Regions from separate parts of the Homo sapiens genome. Here all the other regions are linked to region 1. The links are chromatin contacts, found by Hi-C or POLR2A ChIA-PET in ENCODE. All regions are on one chromosome and are shown on one strand. Each heading gives the region's core, a stretch centred on a gene start or an enhancer-like site at or near the end of the contact. The rest is flanking DNA. Distances are from core to core; before and after follow the strand shown.

The links. A loop is a pair of places that touch in the nucleus more often than their neighbours do. ChIA-PET counts read pairs that join two places held with the same protein, here RNA polymerase II (POLR2A). Pooled maps may share reads with other maps.
Region 2: a pooled map shows a loop between it and region 1 (2.3-fold over the local background). The contact joins two enhancer-like sites. A Hi-C loop is called at or near these places in 2 of 50 pooled maps. POLR2A ChIA-PET finds 5 or more read pairs at or near these places in 5 of 52 experiments (AG04450, H1, OCI-LY7 and 2 more).
Region 3: a loop to region 1 is called in a map with no recorded cell type, with 11 times the contacts of the local background. The contact joins two enhancer-like sites. A Hi-C loop is called at or near these places in 9 of 37 single-sample maps with no recorded cell type and 10 of 50 pooled maps. POLR2A ChIA-PET finds 5 or more read pairs at or near these places in 1 of 52 experiments (B cell).

What each region holds. Positions count from the first base shown.
Region 1 is chr20:5,077,120-5,081,633 of GRCh38, forward strand. It overlaps a transcript of TMEM230 not described here. Among named protein-coding and RNA genes, the nearest start is that of TMEM230, 34 kb to the right of the region's middle. RefSeq lists enhancers at 1,798-1,867, 3,373-3,532. Within about 2 kb of position 1,537, at least 23 of the 41 ENCODE cell types and tissues checked have a DNase peak (open chromatin) inside an H3K27ac peak, as active enhancers do; they include OCI-LY7, where a contact is called at or near this core.
Region 2 is chr20:5,165,734-5,170,155 of GRCh38, forward strand. All of the region lies in intron 1 of CDS2 (CDP-diacylglycerol synthase 2), which reads left to right. Among named protein-coding and RNA genes, the nearest start is that of CDS2, 41 kb to the left of the region's middle. Within about 2 kb of position 2,943, at least 18 of the 41 ENCODE cell types and tissues checked have a DNase peak (open chromatin) inside an H3K27ac peak, as active enhancers do; they include OCI-LY7, where a contact is called at or near this core.
Region 3 is chr20:5,190,041-5,194,468 of GRCh38, forward strand. It overlaps CDS2 (CDP-diacylglycerol synthase 2), which reads left to right. Exons shown (of 13, transcript NM_003818.4): 13 at 62-4,428. The coding sequence ends at 194. Among named protein-coding and RNA genes, the nearest start is that of CDS2, 65 kb to the left of the region's middle. RefSeq lists a silencer at 510-579 and enhancers at 2,148-2,237, 3,011-3,060. Within about 2 kb of position 2,456, at least 11 of the 41 ENCODE cell types and tissues checked have a DNase peak (open chromatin) inside an H3K27ac peak, as active enhancers do.

The DNA of each region.
Region 1 (4,514 bases), core at 287-2,786:
ACATAGTGAGACCCCATCTCTACAAAAAACAAACAAAATTAGCTGAACATGGTGGCATGTGCCTGTAGTCCCAGCTACTCGGGAAACTGAGGTGGGAGGGTCATTTGAGCTCAGGAAAGTAGAGGCTGCAGTGAGCTGAGATTGTGCCACTGCACTCCAGCCTAGGCAACAGAGCAAGACCCTGTCTCAAAAACAAAACAAAACAAAACAAAAACCAAACATTTACTGAGTCCCAGCTATCTGACAGGCTATCCTAAATGTTGAGGTTACACAGTGACCAAAATAGACAAAAATCTGGTCCTTGGCCTGGTGTGGTGGCTGACGCCTGTAATCCCAACATTTTGGGAGGTGGGTGGATCACCTGAGGTCAGGAGTTCCAGACCAGCCTGGTCAACATGGCAAAATCCCGTCTCTACTAAAAATACAAAAATTAACTGGGCATGGTGGCGCACACCTGTAATCCCAGCACTTTGGGGGGCTGAGGTGGGTGGATCACTTGAGGTCAGGAGTTCAAGACCAGCTTGACCAATATGGTGAAACTCCATCTCTACTGAAAATACAAAAATTAGCAGGGTGTGGTGGCAGGCGCCTGTAGTCCCAGCTACTTGGGTAGTTGAGGCAGGAGAATCACTTGAACCTGGGAGGCAGAGGTTGCAGTGAGCTGAGATTGCAACAGCGCACTCCAACCTGGGCAAGAGAGCAAGACTCAACTAAAAAAAAAAAAATCTGTGCCCTTGTGGATTCCATCTTACTAGGGGAAATACTTGTAAGTAAGATAAATTTGTGAAATATATACTATGATGGTAGTGAGTATTAAGGAGAAAAATGAATCAGGATCAGAGATAAGTAGCATGGGGCCTGGGGGCTTAGCTTCACTGAGGTGATATTTGTATCAACACTTCATGAATGACACACAGACATCAACCTCACTGCCCCATGGAAGTATAATCTGAGGCAGAGCAGTAGAAACTGGCTCAGGAGAAAAGGGAGGATGCAGACATGTCAATTAGACACAGCCAAAGATGCTTCATGATTTCCTGGGTGTGTGACCTGTGTAGACGCCCAGGGACCCATGCTTAGAGGGACTCTGTGCTTGATTTAATGCTCTGCTGTCACCCTCTTGAAGTTTTTAATCAGTTTTTAAACAAGGGACTGCGCATTTTCATTTGGCACTGGGCCCCACAAGTTACAAGTTATGTAGCCGGTCCTTCACTCTGTTGAATAAACAATGGCTTCTCCCTATCACCCTCTTTGGAAGCACAGATACTCCCAGCAAATGCTAATCATTCATGTTTCTAATTTCCTGGGGTGACTTGTTTTTCCTCTAACAGGTGTGAAGTATGAGATAGAGACTGTATCATCCAGGGTAGGCTGGGATATGCTGCATGACAGAAACCCCCAAATCTAGTGGCTTAACACAACAAAGGTGTACTTCACTCTCGCACTTTGTGTTCATTATGGGTCAACGCGGGGCTCTGTTGTGCATCACGATCACTCTAGGACCGTGGCAGAGGGAAAGTGAAACTGGCGGTTAGAGCCGCTACTCAGAAATGACACATATTGCTTGAACTCACATTTCCTCGCCAAGGCAAGTCATGTGGCGACGCCCTCCTTTAAGAGATGAGGAAGTTCAATCCAAACATGAGCCCACAGAACTGGGCCACTTGTCTTTTGGTGTGTTTTTTTGAGACACAGACTCTTGCTCTGTTGCCCAGGCTGGACTGCAGTGGTGTGATCATGGTTCCCTGCAGCCTCAACCTCCTGGCCTCGAGCAATCCTCCTGCCTCAGCCTTCCAAGTAGCTGGGACTACAAGCATGCACCAATGGGCCCAGCCTACATTTGTTAATTAGTTATTCCAACACTATTTATTAAACAAGCTATCCTTTCTCTGGTGATTTTAATTGCCCATTTATCACATACAAAATTTTGCTGATATTTGTGACTCTTTTTGCATAGTGTTTCTGTTCCATTGATTTTTCTTTCAATGCCTATGCAGAATCACCCTGTTTTAATTTCTGTAGGTTTATAATGCCATTTTATTTTATTGTTTTAGAGACAGGGTCTTGCCATGTTGCCCAGGCTGGCCTTGATCTCCTGGGTTCAAGGAATCCTCCTGCCTCAGCCTTCTGAGTAGCGGGACTACAGGCACAAGACAGCATGCCTGATTTGTAATGTCATTTAATATCAAAGAGGTTAAGTATTCTCAAGTTTCCCCTTTGACTTTTCCTTGGCTATTATATTAATCTTTTATTTCTAGATAGATTTCAGAACCACTTTGTTGAATTCCCCCACTCCTTCTATGTGATTTTGATTAGAATGGAATTGCATTTGTAGATGAATTTGCATTTCTTTATAATATTGAGACTTTAGGTTTTTGTTTTGTTTTTAGAGACAGCTTGCTCTGTCACCGAGGCTGGAGTGCAATGGCACAATCATAGATCACTACAGCCTCCAACTCCTGAGCTCAAGTCATCTTCCCACCTCAGCTGGGACTACAGGTGCATGCCACTGCACCCAGCTTTTACTAGTGTAATGAAATAATCTTTCCATCTCCTGGGAGAATGGTCACTCACGACTGAAATTCACTGAAATTTTTAAAAAAGAAGAAAAAAAAATTGGAAAGCCTTATTTTCTCTCTCTCCTTTCTTTTTTGAGACAGGGTCTTGCTCTGTTGTCCAGGCTGGAGTGCAGAGGTGCGATCCTGGCTCACTGCAACCTCTGCCTCCCAGGCTGAGGTGATCCTCCTGCCTCAGCTTCCCGAGTAGCTGGGACTACAGGTATGCACCCCCATACCTGGCTAACTTTTGTATTTTTAGTTTAAAAAACTGCATAGTTTTTGTTTGTTTGAAAAAAATCATTACATCTTACTGAGATACTTAAGAAGATTATTTTATAAAACTAATAAAAGCTGGGTTACTATCTTCAGTAACTTTCTATTAATTTGATCTTCAAGTATTTTGTTTTATAGTTATTGTGAATGAGACAATGTTCCTAAATGTTATTCTAGTAGAGTAGAAGTTCTCTCAATTTTGATATTATTTGTAATCATCTATCCTGCTGCTAAGCTCTCTTATTAGTGCAAACAGCTTTTTGAAAAAATCTCTGTGTCCTTAATGTAGACGCCGGAAAATAAAGAAGAAAAATCCTCTTGGTTTTTGTAAGTTGCAATTAATGTGTTCACAAATTATGATTAGTTGCTCATCTTTGTTTCTTTCCTTTTTCTTTTTGTACCAGTTTCATACTTCTCATTTCTACAGCAAGACTGAAAGTTGCTGTGTTAACTGATACAATTTAATTTCTACTGTCTTCTGTGACCCCATGACTGCTTCTCTCCAGCCTGGCAGCAGCTAGCGTGTTCAGTGCCTACTGGCTTAGGGAAGGAATGACACAGCAGAATGTAGAAAAAGGAAGTCAAGTTCTTGAAATTTTTAGTTTCTAAAGTCTTTCTGTCTTTTTTTTTTTTTGAAATGGAGTCTCAGTCTATTGCCCAAGCTGGAGTGCAGTGGCGCAATCTCGGCTCACCACAACCTCTGCCTCCCGGATTCAAGTGATTCTCCCGCCTCAGCCTCCTTAATAGCTGGGTCTACAGGCATGCGCCACCACGCCAGGCTAATTTTCACCATGTTGCCCAGGCTGGTCTCGAACTCCTGGCCTCAGGCGATCCACTCACCTTGGCCTCCCAAAGCTGGGATTGTAGGCATGAGCCACTGCACCCAGCCATCTTTCTCAGACTTGAAATAGCAGATGAGGCGAGTGACACTCTATACCAGGTTACACACTGTGGCCCCTGGACCCCTGCTGATCCATGAACTGTCTGTTACTGTCCATGATGAGTTAAGTACAGATATTGAGAACAAACATTTAGCAGCTGTTACAGCAATATGATGTTGTCACAATATCCAAGTGCATGATTGGCAGACTCATTTCATTCAACAGTGTACAGGCCAAAAAGATTAATTCATGACAATTGGAAATAAAACAAAACTGGTCTTCCATCATAGATTGTTTGATAAGTGCTTCTTTAACTAGAAGTCTCTAGATGCAGAGAAAGAGGAGAATTAGAGAGAAGCATGTGGGTTTGAATCTGAGATGTGTCCCTGCATCTTATCCCCTCCCCTAGAAGCCCAAAAAACTGCTGTAAGTGGGCGGTGGGGGATGGAAGGGGCGAGCTGCCAGCAGGAGAACAAGAGATATCCTTGACAAGCCAGAAAGCTGGAATCGGAAGGGACCCATGCCCTTTTTCTAAGTAGAGTCTGGGAAGTGGCAAGACAGTGAAAAGGCTATGGGCACAGCAGGGGAGCTGGGTCTGGCAGCCCACATGGTTCTCACGCACCCCGGCGGAGCAGCAGAACAATTTGATGTGTGTCCAGAAGGAGCCCAAAGGTAGCAAAGAACCTTGAACACTCCCACGAAGTAGGCACACACGCCACCTAAAGCTCCCACATGCCCAAATGGGGTGCAGAAGGAGCTAAGAGACACAGATCAGAAGAATGTTCATAGCTGAGAACAGGGA
Region 2 (4,422 bases), core at 1,693-4,192, 90 kb after region 1:
CCGCTGGGACACACAGGCAGTTGGGGAAGATTTGGAGAGAAAGGGAACTCTTAAAAGATCAAGGAAAATTTGCTGGAAGAGAAGTGGGTTTTAGTAGAGGGTGGTTTGCAGACTGTTTAAGTAGGAACACAGGAGCAAAAGTCCTAAAGGTAAGAAAGTACAACCTGTTCTAGAAACTGACTCTAGTTCAGAATGGCTGTAAGAGATAAGGCTGGATGAGTAGATAAGACCCTGATCTCAAGGGGCTTGTATGCCATTTTGAAGACCTGTCATCTAGGTACTGGGGAGCTGTGGAAGGGGTTCAGGATGGAGAGTGACACAATCAGAATTTCTGGGAAGGTCCTCGTGTTGCAGTGGCGAGAGCGTAGGTGGGAGTGGACTCTAGGCTGAAGGTGAGGTAGCCAGTTAGGCTGTTGCAGTTACTCAGGAGGGATGATGTTGGCTTGAATTAAGGGAATGACAGGTGGCATAAGGAGTGGATGCAACTGAAAGCTGTTTTGGAGGTAGCATGAACAAGCTTGGTGACAGATCTACAAGCTGAGAAAGGAGCCACTAAGGGTGATGGCCACCTTGTTCTCTTGAAAATTCGGGGAAAGGGTACCATTTGCTAAGATAAGTCACATAGTAGAAGGAAGAGGTTTGTGGGAAGAGATGATGAGCTTGGTTTTGGACACATGGTGAGTTTTAGGTGTCTGTGGAGACATCTAGTAGTTATTTGGATTTAGGGTCTGTAGCTCAAGAAGAGACAGCAGGGAGCATGAGAATGAATGGGGAAACTCAGGGAGAGTGGGAGGCAGCAGAAGAATAAGAGAGCTTAGGACCAACCCCAAGGAACCCTCAAATGCGGGGACAGGCTGATGAAGAGGCAGTTCCTAAGGAGAAGGTCAGCTAAAGATGCCTGGCCAGAGAGGCAGGCATCAACCCAGGGGGAGGTGCTGCTTGGAAGCCAGAGGAAGAGTGTTTTTCAATAGTAGCATTAAAAGCTGCTGAGGGATTGAACGAGGTGAGGACTGAGTCCCTGCTGGGTTTCGTGACAAAGTCCTTGTTGACCTGGGAGAGCTGCTTCAGTGGAACAGGTGGGGTTGAAGTTGGGTTGTTGTGGTTTGAGGAATGATGCACAGCCAGGGAGGGGACATGAAATGTCGACAGCTCTTCCCAGAGGTTTACCCATGAAGTGGGGAAGAAAGTGCATTGGTTGGATGAGCTGTCAGAAGTTGTTTGTTGAGCCTGCCTAGATGGTTGTAAGTAGGGCTGTGGTGAGGGAGAGAGATGAGAAGATGGAGAGGGCAATGGAGTGAGTCTCTAAGGAGGTGGGAGGAGAAGGCATGGCAAGCACATGGCTGACTCCGAGTGTGGCTGTCCTGGGGACAGTTGTCCTTTGCCATCAGTGTTGTGTCCTCTACCAAGTCCCCTGTGGTCCTTTGTAAATAGCTTTATCTGGAGACAGAATGGCTCACAGCCAGTTAGGTTTTAAGAAGCTGAATCTGCCACATTCATGTATTTTCTTGTCCTTTCTCTGAGTGCAGTTAACCTGTTAGAGATGCCGGAAGTGAAGCTGTCCATCTGGGTAGCTGAATACATTTTCTTTGAATCCCATTATTGCTGTGAGGCTTTTGAAGGACAGGGTATGGCCATACTGGGGATGACTGTGAACTCATTCAGAGTGGGGTCCTCCTTCTGTTTGGTGTTTTGTTCTGACAATTGAACTTGTCAAATGGAGTTAGTATTAGGGCTAAAAGTATTTCTTTGTTATTCCCAACAATATACACACACAAATGGATGCTGTCACACACTGGCCAGATATATGTATATATATGTATATATGTATATTTTTTTTCAGTAGGAACTCAGATGAAAGCCTACTTGGCTTTTTCATTGAGAGGGCCACCTAAGTCCCTGACACTTATTAAGGATGCTTATTAAGGATAAACCCATCTCTGGTAATTTCTCTCCTAGGATCCTGTGTGAGTGGGGAGTTGCCCTCCCTGGCAGCTGGTCACAGGGCTTGATCTAGAAGATGGAGGCCATGGTATTCAGCAGAAAAGTTAGGCTTAGACTAATGACTTTCCTCCAGGAGAAAGTTGATAATTTGCATATAAAGCAGTGCAAAAAATTGTGTAGGTTATGAAGTTAGTCAGTGAAACTTGTGAATTTGAATGCAGTGTCAGTGGGAAAGGCAGAGTTGTTGGAGGCATAACCCACCAGTGCCTTGAAGTCTGCCTTTTAATGAAATTTCCTTGAAGAAGAAAGAAAAAGAGAAGAAAAGCTGAATGATGGTACTGCTTATTTTCTTTCCCTAGTTTTTAGTTCCTCTTAGGCAAATATGAACAGAATATTAATATGTTTTCTTTAGTGTAGTCCAGAGCTGAGTCATTATCTGGTAAAGAAATAGAGTATGGAGCTGGGTACGGTAGCTCACGCCTGTATTCCCAGCACTTTGGGAGGCCGAGGCAGGTGGATCACCTGAGGTCAGGAGTTCAAGACCAGCCTGGCCAATGTGGCAAAACCCCATCTCTACTAAAAATATAAAAATTATCTGGGCGTGTTGGCGGGCACTTGTAATCCTAGCTACTTGGGAGGCTGAGGCAGGAGAATCGCTTGAACCCGGGAGGTGGAGGCTGCAGTGAGCCAAGATTGTGCCACTGCACTCCAGCCTGGATGACAGAGCAAGACTCTGTCCCCCCAAAAAAAAAAAAAAAAGAAAAGAAAAAAAAAAAAGAAATGGGGTATAGGGTAGGATAGGTTCCACCGGTGTGGAGCCTGACACAGTGCCCAAGGGATTCTCTCTAGCCATGGGCACAGCCACACTTTTTTGGGTCAAACACTGACCATCACTACTTTGGGTGTCAGAGTCTTGAGAAATATCCAGGTAGGAGGGTGGGCCCCTGGCACCAAGTGAAGACCGAAAGGGAGCCTCAGAAGGATGCTGTCCAGGAAGCCTCCCACCAGGCTGGCAGGAAACCCAAACAGCAGGGTTTTCTTCCCAGAGAGTTGATAGTGAAAATGAGTTCCACAAATGCTGTTCTGGACTGAGCTAGGTCCCTCCCCAGGAAAAGCCAGACCTTAACCACAAGGAACATCCCCTCCTGCCCACTGCTCCCTCTGGCCCTCCCTCACTGCCTTCTCTTGCTTCTGTTATGTTCTGATCTTTGGGTCAGTGCTGGGTGTGGGGAAGCTTCTGGGCAGTTGGTGGAGAAGCTTTCTGAGCATGAGTTTCTCCAAAAATGCTAATGGCTCTTAACTGAGCCCCTGGTACACAGGACACTCCATGTGTCCTTCATCCTAAGTGCTTCTGCCTTTCTCTAGAGGGTCTGTGTAAACCAAAAGGGGTGGACCCTCAGAGGAGCTTCCCCCTTCCTTTAAAGCAGCACTCTTGTTTCCTGTTTATACCAGCACTACAACCCCCTTGGGAAATGGCTGAGGAACTGTGGGAGGCGGTGGTTGAGAGAGAACCTGAGAGGGTCTGCCCCACCTGGCCTCTGTTCCCGGCCCTCGGGATTGAAAGGGAAGGAAGGAGGAGGGGTGCCTGGGAGCTGGGTGGATATGAGTCAGAAGAGGCAGGGCAGCCTCTCCCTGCTGTGCTGGTCTCAGTACCCACCAGGAGTGAGGCAGGAGTGGATGCTGGTCTGGTCCTGCTGCCAGGGCTGCTGCAGGGGCACCAGTCAGGCACATGAGCAGGAAAGTGGGTACTATCATATCTCAGTGTAGTCTGGACACTTTGGTCCATCATAGGTCAAGTAGAATTAATTAGCTCATTAGTTCAACAAATCTTGGGGCACCTGCTATGTTCCAGGCACTGCTCAGTGCAGTGGTGAACAGGTAACTCCTGGCCTCTGACACACTGCCGTGTCTGACATGTATATGGTGTTTTTACCATGTTCCCAGTTTACACTCATGAACATATGCATATGTCTTGATAATGCCCATTACAAAGCATACATGGGAAAGAAAAGAAGAATGAGGTAAGTAGAGATGAGTTCTAAGATTTCCTCCCACACTTTGGCAGATGGTTCAGCTTCAGAGTCTACTAGCATGGACTGTTGCTTTAATGGGTAGCTTTTGTGTTTCAGACACCACCTTACACAGTTTTGAGTCGGGGCTACCAGTGTGAAAGAGCTTGAAGCAAGGTAGGCAAATGCTGTGCCCAGATCATTTATTAGCACTTGGCCCCAGCAAGGCCTGATGCTCTCCTTGGGAAGGGTGCCCAGCTTGTCTGGGGTGGGTGTTTTAGGGTCTCGTGCTTCTGTCCTGTGTGCTGTGGTCAGGCTACTCAGGGGAGTGCGGCAGGCACCTGCTGCTATTCAGTACTTTATAGTTTTCATAGCCTTTCATCGGGGTCGCATTGGTCATCCCAACAACCTTCCGAGACAGGGATTCCTTCGCCGCTGAAGACCAGAGGATGGAGGCCTGTGCTGTGTGTCA
Region 3 (4,428 bases), core at 1,206-3,705, 110 kb after region 1:
AATCAGGCCCTGGAAGCTTCCGGGCCCTAGCTCAGTGCTGTTTCTTCACATTCTGTTCCAGAGGCCCTAACCCAAGCAAACTGATTCAGCAGTTCCTGACTTTACGGCCAGATCAGCAGCTCCACATCTTCAACACGCTGCGGTCTCATCTGATCGACAAAGGGATGCTGACATCCACCACAGAGGACGAGTAGGGGCCACCCAGGGCCAGGAGAACAGGAACAGAACTGAGCAGGGGCAGGTCTCCAAGGCAAGCCCAGCTGGTGTGACTTAGACAATGACGAGGCTTCAACTCACTGTCTTTTTTTTTTTTTTTTGGAGGGTATTTTTTATTTGTGGGTTCAAAAAATCTGTATATACAGTCTATGTGTTTAGAATTTGTGTTGTAAGTAAACTACAGCTTTGAGTTGGAAAGAAGTCACGGGTTGTAAAACCATTTGGATTTTTTTAAAACAAAAGTATTAATAATCTGGAAGACAGTGTTGCCCAGGTCAGGAGTGTTTTCTTGGTGGTTCCAGCCCCCATCAATTGAACTGTTTCTGGGCTCAGTCAGACACAGACATTCATCTGTGTCTGACCAAATCAGGGGACTTCCCCACCTGTGGTGGGAGGCACAGCTTAGATGTTTTGTACACCTGGTCTTTTCTAGAAATCCCTGCTTGGAGCTGCAGAAGGGTTGCCTTCTGTAGGTCGGAGGAATGGAGGCTTACTAACCAGGTAAGCCTTCTATGCATCCACACCAAAATCCTGCAGAATGTAAGTAAGCTCTGCTTTATAAGATGGGTTCACCTTCATCGCAGACTGAAAGTTTCAGTTTTTATTTTTTTCAGAAAGCACGAAAAATTATTTATAATAGTCTGGAGAAAAAACACACTGTAATATTTCAAGTGTATGCAGTAGAATGTACTGTAACTGAGCCCTTTCCCACATGTCTAGGCTCCAATGTCTCCTGTAGGTCCACCTAACTGTGTGTTTTCAGGGACAATGCCATCCATGTTTGTGCTGTAGACTTGCTGCTGCTGAATCCTTTCTGGGGACTTTCTCATCGGGCAGGGAGCAGAGGGCTTCTCGTTCATGCACCCTTTGCCTGAACACCCATGTAGCTGCTGTGTTGTGTATATATTACTCTTAAGAGGAGTGTGTGTGTCTGTGTTTGTTTTAAAAGTCACTTATTTCTTACAGTGATTTCAATTGCACCATGACTTCTTCACTAAAACCACAAAGTCCTGCTTAAAACTATGGAAAACCTAACCTGATTAGAGCCTTGACTATTTTGAAGATTAAATGCACACTTTTTATATAATGTGACCAGTTTAAATGTAGTTTGTATTGTACTGGGGGACCTTTCGTTGTTGTTGTTTGCTTAAACTGTGATTTTTTTTCCCCTCCCTAATTTCAGGGGTGAGATTGACTTTGGGAAGACAGATTAGTTCTTTGTCAGGCCAACAAGTGATGGAGTGCGGGAGAGAGAACTTGGCACCCAAATATATCAAACTATTCCGTGCCGTGGATGTTTTCATTGCCAACGAGGGTGTAATGATTTGCTTCTGCACCTTGGTCTAGTGCTGGTTTGTGGTGTTTTTGTTTGTAAATTAGCCTCACTGCCTCCCTGAAAGTGCACAGTCAGCCCAGGTCTCTAGAGTGTCCAGCAGAGGATGGAGCCCTCGGGATGTTTCAGCTCACACATCCTTGAGTGACTTCCCATATGTGTGTGGGGCTGAAGCGGCTTCTTTCCGCTGAACTTTTATTTCCATTTCAGCCTCGTGGCTTCTCTTATTCAGGTCCAAGGCCCCTTAAAAACAAAACATATTATCGCAAGGGCTTTCATTTCAGTATTGGCTGTGTCACTGGCAGGATGCATCACTCTCCAGGGCCTCTTTTTCGGAGCTACTCCCAATTCCACTCTTCTGTGATTCTGGCTGAGCAAGTTCATGCCGGTAGAGGCTCATTAAGTGAGGTCCTGGGCACCCCCCAAACAGGAAGTGTTTTCAGGCCCTTACATGCTTATCCTTAAGGTGAGTAGGTATCTCAGCAGCACACCCGAACAGTAAAGGTGATCAATAACGAAACTGTAGTTTTCAGATTGAAGAATGAACCTGGATCACCAAACTAGATACCGAAAGGGCTCCTCATTTGTCTCTTTTGTCCCATTGTGGGCATATGGTGGGCTCCTTGAGAGGAGGGAGTCTCAGCTGGGGCCTGGCTGCAGAGACCTGCTCTTGAATAGGGCTGCCTTTGGGATCAGGGAGCCGAGCATACTGGGCAAGGCTCATCATGTTCCTTTGTGGAAGTGGTTACTTGGTGGGGGTGGGGTGGGGAAGGGGGGTCTAGGAAGCCGAAGCTGAGTGCGCACTAGAGCTGCTAGCAGGCAGGCCAGAGGGTCAGCTTGTGTTTTATTTTCTGATTTCTCCTGCATGCTTTCTGGAGATGAGGATTTTTTGTCAGGTAGCTAGGAGAGCACTGCCACCTTGTGTCCATATAGCACAATGTTTCTCTTTCCTATTCACAGACAAGATTCAAGAAACCATTTTTACGTGTGTACATTCAAATCTTCATGAATGGCATCACTTGCTTTAGACCCATTTTTTTTTTATTGGTCAGAAATAAAATGTGACTGCAACTGTGTGCCCTCCCTTGTCGTGAATTCCCTGTTTATCACTTCCATGCATGGTTTTATGCTTCTCATTTGTTTATGTATTCATGAATACTGCATAGTCCTGATTCAGAGACTTTTGCTTTGCTTTCCAACTTGTATCCCTACATTCTCACAACAGCCTTCTTACCTCGGGTGAGAGTCATGAGCACCTTACCAGGCAGGGAGCTTCCCCAGGATAGTGTGGTGGAGTCAGGACTCACTCCATCCTGCACTTTACCCACAGGACACCTGGAGGGTCCCCCAGCCCTGCTTGCTTTTGTGAACGTCGTGTGAGTACACCGAGGTGTTGCAGCTTTCCTTCCCTCTAGCTCAGGAGGCCTGGCCTGAGCCAGGTTGGAGCTTAAATTGCTGTTGGCTCCTGCCTGGTGGAACAAGGGGGTCATAGAAACCAGGGCTGATGGGCACCCCCCAGCCCCTGGGAGCTCTGCTCATGACCGCTCACAGGGTACCGAGTCTTTGCCTTTTGTGTGTGCGCATGCTGCCCTCTTAACTGCTTTTAGTATTCAGAAAGGTTCCATTTATGTTTTACTCCTGAAAGTGAAACCCTCTTAGGCAACTTGTTTCATATTCTGGGCATTTTAGTAGCTACAGTATTTTGCATTTAAAATGTAATTACTCTTAGTATTGTACAGCCCTATAATGTATGAGAACTAGTTTCACATCCTTTGAAACTAATCTCTTTCATTGGGGAGGATACAACTTTTGACTTTACACAGGTGGACTTTGAATCCATTTTTATAGAATTTTTTTCCACTGTAACTTGACCTATATTATGCAAGAAAATCCCAAAAATATGTTTTAAGGGAGACTACACAGACCTTGTGATTTGGTCTGAGCTAGTTGCTGAGTTGACTGGAGCCTTATTTGAATGGATCTTTGAGTTGAGATCTTCACACTGTCAGTGAGCCCTTGGCTCAGCCCTTGTCACCTGTTTGTATGGGGACCATGTTTCCCAAAGCTCAGGTTCATCTCCACTATTGACAGAGTCGGGTAGTGGGAGAGTATAAGTGACTTGAGACAGAGTGTCCTTGCTCAGAAAACTGTGAAGCAGGGGTCTTGTTAGTTACAAAGCCAGTCCTAGTTGCATGTCCAAGGGGGTAGATTTTCATCACCCTACTAAATGTGGTATGTCACTGCTGAAGCCTTTTCCTGTTTTAGTAATATCTTAGGCACTATTGTCTTTTGTCTTCCAGAGTAACATATCTGGGCCCACCTTTCTTGCACACTGTGATTATGTGCTAAGAAAAGGGTGGAGTTGGGAGGACAATTTCACTTGAACAGGTTTCTGTTCTTCTGAGGTCAGGGTGGGGAGGATGTCCAGGTGACTTTTATGGACACATTGCAAGACAGTAAGCCGCGGATGGACTCTCACTTGTGCTTTGGAACACTGGACTCCAAAGAGCAGGTGGAACAAACTCTGGCCTGAAGATGATGGCTAATACTCAGGCAGAGCCCCGTATTCTTCCCTGACTTGGTCAAAACAAACTTCCTTTTCCCTTGATCACCCTGCACGCAGCTGCCCAGCTTCCAGTTTTTAAAGAGATGAACAGCTCTCACTTCCTGACTCAGTTTCTCTTGTTGGGTGGGGGCCTTGTGCCACAACCTGCATGGGGTGCTAGGGTTTAAACCAAGTGGTCACGAAGGATTCTTATCTCAGGGCTCTGCCTGGCCCACCTTCTCTTGGGCCTGGACTCTCCTTATCCACATCCCTGCAGAAGGTGGGCCCTATTCTCAGAAGAGTCCTGGCTGCTGTTGCCATCTGAATGCGCCCT